Regions from separate parts of the Homo sapiens genome. Here region 2 is linked to region 1. A link is an interaction called in ENCODE POLR2A ChIA-PET data of the cell type or tissue named here. Cell type or tissue: K562. All regions are shown on one strand. Each heading gives the region's core, and the rest is flanking DNA. Links, peaks and the distances in the headings are about the cores only. Region 1 overlaps LOC105376375 (a long non-coding RNA gene). Region 2 overlaps LOC107984195 (a long non-coding RNA gene).

Region 1 (2,927 bases), core at 268-2,767:
ACTCGGAATACTGGGAGACTTGTCAAGTCATCTAGCACGTCTGACTGTCAATCCATACATAAAACAGGTAGAGTAATGTCTTTTCTGAGTACTTGGAATTGCCAATGTAACAGTCAACTTGGTTATTAAATGAACTCAATTTGAAAAAATATATAAAACACTGTAGAGCCATGCAGCATGCAATTTTAACTTATATTATGGGCTGTTGCCTTCTGATATACTTAGTTCTCTAAAGAAAATAATACAAACGTGTACATCATACATAAGCAAACAAAAGCAAACTACTGACACTATCCTAGCTGATCCCAGAGGTGGGGGAGAAACCCTTCTGCTGGTGGTTGGAGCAGGAAGCAGGATTCACCTATTACCTTGTTCAAGGAAAGTGTTTATTGCCTTCTGAACAATGACAGTAATTAGTGACAAAATTCACCTTCTTCCTTGAGTTACAGCCTTTGCCCCTCTGACTGAAGAAAAAGCCCTGAAAGCAATTCCCAAATAGGGCTTGTACGACACATGAGGCAACTGGTAAGAAACACATGTTCTGACCCAAAGCTGACATGTATTACAATTTAAATAATGACATAATGCCTTTGACTTGAAAGAGTTGTGTCCTTGGAACTTAGAATCTATTTCTTAATGATCAAATGGGTGAATACTTATTACAGTAAGAGCCAAAAAGGGGTAGATTTTTCCTCAATAAAATATTGCTACATGGCTAAAAAATGTCATCCTTTTCTTGTTGATTGACAGAAATTAATGAATGGGATTTCCTCTTGCTTTAGAAAGACAGGAGCAATTAAAACGGCCACGTGCAAAAAAGTTTAGCCGCGTAAATGGCCTCAGTTTGTATTATGTTGATTTCACTGTCTTCTCATAATTGAGCAAGCACGTTAACAATGTTTACCAAATGCTTACTGTCTTCTAATAATTGAGCAAGCACGTTAACAATGTTTACAAAATGCAACTTTTAAAGAGCCCCCCTGAACATCAGCTCCTGAGTCCCTGCCTCTGTGGGCTCAGCCGTCTCATTTTTCCTCACTCTTGATCAGGACTGGGAGGACTTTCAGATTTTACTCCTGTGTCAGGTCTGGTCTTGATTGTCCCACTGTAGTCTCAAACCCCAATAGACTTGGAGACAAATGCCCAAGGTCACAGACAGGTTTCTCCAGCCACAATACCAAGAAATGGGCCTCCGACACACCTGCTTCCCTGCTGTGCCTTCACTTCACAGCAGGGTAGTATCCCACCCTGAGCACCAACCTGCTTAGAAATGGTTTTGGCACTATGCCTCAAATTTTACCTGTGTCAGAAGCCCTACTTGGAATTGTAAGGGAATTATATAGTATTTCCTGCTCTGTGCCCCTTGCCAAGGCAGGTAAAACAAAGGCAGGGTCACTGTGCTCCAGAGATTGATGGAAGAATCAAATAACATTTCCTGAAAAATAGATCAAGTTGACAGAGCCATCTGGACCGGGGAGTCAGGAAGGAAGTCATCTAGAGAAAGGTGTGCTCCCGGGAACCAGCAGCAGCCATCCACAGTGCAGGCTGTTACTGGGACGCTAGGGGGCGACTGTGATGGTGACGACATTCATGTCAAAGATGAGTGGTGGGAATTGGAAGAACACTGGGACCAGGACAAGGGGTCAGTTTGAGTCTTGTAGACACAACTGCAGAAACACTGCAAATGATTAGTCAACAACTAATGGGTTAAAGGTGATACTGAAAGAATGGATGCACCAAAAACTGGAAGGGAGATTAAGAACAGGACCACCTAATTTCAATAGAAGTTTCTGATTTTTCATAAAAATTACTGATTGTGCAGATATGTGCTGAAATAATAAAGGGTACATTTAAGAAATGTGATTGAGAACAGACTTTCATGAAGTGGCCAGATTTGATGAGGTATAAACAGGGAAGGTTAACCAGCAACACCCCCAATTCACTATGGCTACAGTTTGATGGTAATGGAGGGTCCACTGATTACAGTGAGGAGAGGTAGGATTTGAGGAAATGACAACACCTTCATTTCTGAGTATAATGCTCTTTCTCTGCAGGACATGGCAGGCCAAGTACAGTGTGCTATAGGACCTCAGATCCTGTAAGCAGTAGAATGTAGAGGGTCCATCTGTAACTCCAGGCAGAGGCTTGACTTCTGCAAAGTCTCCTTGCTATAGTTGAGTTTGTCCCCTGTCAAATTCCATGTTGAAATGTGATTCCCAATGTGAATGTGGTGGTGCTGGAGGTGGGGACTAGTGGGAGGTGTTTGGGTCGTGGGTTTGGATCGCTCATGAATGGCTTGGTGTCCTTCCTGCAATAGTGAGTTCTTGCTCTTTTGAGACTGGATTCCCGTGACAGTGGGTTGTTACAAAGTGAGCCTCCTTCACTTGTTCAGTCCTCTGTTTGAACGTGTCAGCTTCCCCTTGGCCTTCTCCAGGTTATGACACAGTGTGAAAGCCCTTGTCAGAAGCCAGGGCCATGCTCTTGAACTTCCCAGGCTACAAAACTGTGAGCTAAATGAACTTCTCTTATTTATAAATGGCTCACTATCAGGTGTTCCATTATAGCAACACTAAGTGGACTATGACACCCCCTAGCCTCCTGGTGGAGGGAAAGGCAGTCGGTGCCCCCACCATCCCTGGGACCCTCCTACCTGACACAGGCACCAGCTGCATGGATCACCAAACTTCCCTCACACTGCCTTGGGAAACTGAGGAAGCAAAGGAAAGTTCACCCATTCAATCAGTCTCTTATAATCTTATCGCGCATAGAAATCACTCTGCATATATTTATTGTGGTAATAAAAAAAAAAACCTAGTCCCCAAATGTTGAATGCAAATATGAATTTTGGTCTACTCTTGCTCACTGGAACTTAAAAGGTTGAAATATCCAAATTGAAATATCCAAAGAAAATAGATTATAAAAATAGA
Region 2 (2,927 bases), core at 184-2,683, 680 kb before region 1:
GTTACTGCAGAAGGAGCAATAGGAACTGAGAACATCTCACGCGGCTTAGTGCGACCGATAAACACCAGCTGAAGCTTGTGTCCTGCACAATAAACCTTATTTGCTGATCTCTGAAGGTGCAAAGCAGGGCACTACTGCTCAGCAGCCTCTGATGACGGTGAGGAAGGCAGAATGGCGTTGGTGACATCTGCGTCCAGTAGGCCAGGCTCCAGAGATTCATGGTCCCAAGTGCAGATCCAAGTCCAGACGCTTGTAGGAAGCCTGCTCCCCGCTGCTGGGAAATCCCAAACTTAATTTTGCAGGCCTCCGAGATTTAGATAAGCGTTTGTTTATTTCAAGTAGCATCCTCAAGTCTGTACTCTGATCGGCACTACAAATATTTTACCAGACAATGATATGCTGTGTTTAAGTTGCATGTAAACACTGTGGAATCCATATTTATTTTAGTTTATTTCTTCCATTTGTTGATAGAGTGATGCAATAGGAAGATTCCTTCTTAAGAGGAAAAAATATTTTTGAATTAATTTTTATAACTTTAAATTAAGTCCACTTTAATAGAAACAATACCTTATTTAAAACCGTAAGTTATTCTTTGTAAAAATATTCTTCTCTTCATTTTCAAGCAATTGATATTACACACGAGGAGATCTCAAGTTAAACTTTTATTCCAAGAAATGAACTGAAGGGTTATTTAGTTTATTTTAGTTATTTGCTGTTACGTACTATGTGCCTCTGTTTCTAAATCATGATTGCTGCCTACAGATAGAAATATTTATTATAAACTAAGCAATAAGCTGCACAATTTGACCCATTTTGATTTTATGTATCTATTGGAAATGAATGGGATATACTGCCTAATTTGGAGGAAAGCTTGCTGATTAAATTCTAGTAATAGGGACTAGGCAGGCACTAGGAATAATAGTCTATGATAAATATAGAAGAAAACAATTTTAAAATCACTGAAAGTAAGTTAGTCATTTTAAAAAGGATACCACTGACATCAATTTCTAGTTTGTTGATTATGTCAAAGCAGTTTCCTGTGTCATTGTTGATCTCTTTAGAAAAATAAAGGAAAAAACCGATGTCAGGATATATTTTCAAAGGTAAATTATTTCCTTAATATTTTTGTCTCTTGGCCAGGCACCGCGGCTCACACCTATAATCCAAGCACTTTGGGAGGCAGAGGCAGGCAGATCACCTGAGCTCAGGAGTTCAAGGCCAGCCTGGCCAACATGGTGAAACCCTGTCTCTACTAAAAATACAAAAATTAGCTGAGCATGGTGGTGGGCGCCTGTAATCCCAGCTACTCAGGAGGCTGAGGCAGGAGAATAGCATGAAGCCGGGAGGCAGAGGTTGCAGTGAGCCAAGACAGCGCCATCGCACTGCATCCTGAGCAAGAGCGAAACTCTGTCTCAAAAAATATATGTGTGTGTGTGCATGTGTGTGTGTGTGTGTGTGTATATATATACGTATATATATATACGTATATATATACGTATATATATATACGTATATATATATACGTATATATACGTATATATATATACGTATATATATACACATACATATGTCTTTTACTTTTTACCCCATATTAATTTAAGCATCCACATTTTAATATGTCAGACAGAATATTGAATGCTTTTAGTTTTTTTCACTTTCTCTAACCCCTACATAAAGAAAAATATCTGCTTTTTGTAATACCTTTATATCTTCAGGGTAAAATAATTATTTAGTTCCAATCATCTTTGTACACAAAGATTTATATGTTAACAAGCTGAATTCCTGCTTCATCTGGAGGACTGCACAGTGTATCTGAGAGAGGATTTTCAGGAGGCCAGAAAATCAAGCTGGAGGGATTTTCAGCGTGTTGGGAGATTGCTACCTGTTTTAAGTCAGGCCATTGCCACGTCTTTTTCCCCACCTTGGAGACTTCAGGTAAATTGCTAAATTTCAGGTAAATTGCTAAAATTGTGCTCCATAAGACTTTTCCTACCAGGAAACTGGTAGATTTAATTAACAGGGATCCATAAGGAGATTCTATTCTCACTGGTTTGTGTTTTGAATCTGATGTCCAGTATTAGAGAATCATATTTCTACACTCTTAGGAAGCTGAGCTAAACATGTTTGGGGAATCTCATTTATCCATTGTTTAAGAGGGTTTCCAGCCAGCCAAGTGTTCAAATCAGGACAGTGAGAAGAGGCAGTGCTGAGGAGTACCCCAGGGGTCAAAGTTTGCATCCTGGCTGGCACTGTGCGTTCGAAATCAGGACCAAAAGACAGCTCTGTGTTGGAATGAAATGTCACTTGGACATTTTATATACTTTATCATATAGAGTTTCATATTATGCATTCTAATGCATAGAGATGGAGGTAGTCAAAGCAACATATTTTTGTAAGTATTTCTATTTCTGTGTTGAAACAGAGTGTTATGAGTTTTAGTAGTGGTGGTATTAGGCTGAGAGTGAGCCAGCAGAAGGTGTGCTAGTCAAGTCTCTTTGGTTGCATATAACTCAAACCAGATCATGTAAGGGTTAGGAAAGGAATGGGTCAAGAGAGGCACTGACTATAGGGACAATCAGATGCCAACAGGAATGAACTGCTGATTACTCAGATTTTGACTTCTGGGTTGGATTTTCTGTAAAACTACATTGGTTCATAGCTGCCAACATCTCTGGACTCCTAAAAGGACCTTTTTTTGGGACGGAATCTCACTCTGTCACCCAGGCTGGATCTCTGCTCACTACAGCCTCCACATCCTGGGTTCAAGCAATTCTACTGCCTCAGCCTCCTGAGTAGCGGGGACTACAGGCATGCGCCACAACGCCTGTATAATTTTTTTTTTTTAATTTTTAGTAGAGAAGGGATTTCGCCACATTGGCCATGCTGGCCTCGAACTCCTGACCTCAAGTGATCCACCCGCCTTGGCC

What was found. Peaks named below come from ENCODE experiments on the same cell type or tissue, not always from the same donor. Only the 100,000 strongest peaks of a DNase experiment are listed, where the experiment ranks them.
Region 2: POLR2A ChIA-PET joins it to region 1 with 6 read pairs; 2 of 35 experiments call an interaction of 5 or more read pairs at or near these places.

What each region holds. Positions count from the first base shown.
Region 1 is chr10:4,707,029-4,709,955 of GRCh38, forward strand. The region is part of intron 2 of LOC105376375 (a long non-coding RNA gene); the gene reads right to left. LOC107984197 (a long non-coding RNA gene) reads left to right here. Exons shown (of 3, transcript XR_001747339.1): 2 at 1-67. Among named protein-coding and RNA genes, the nearest start is that of MANCR, 30 kb to the left of the region's middle. In K562, for the core only: a CTCF peak has its summit at 1,568 (motif pointing right); a DNase peak (open chromatin) is centred at 1,533.
Region 2 is chr10:4,029,769-4,032,695 of GRCh38, forward strand. LOC107984195 (a long non-coding RNA gene) reads left to right here. Exons shown (of 10, transcript NR_176060.1): 2 at 1,758-1,935. Among named protein-coding and RNA genes, the nearest start is that of MIR6078, 40 kb to the left of the region's middle. In K562, for the core only: no CTCF peak of the experiment used is centred there; no DNase peak of the experiment used is centred there; H3K27me3 peaks cover 122 bases.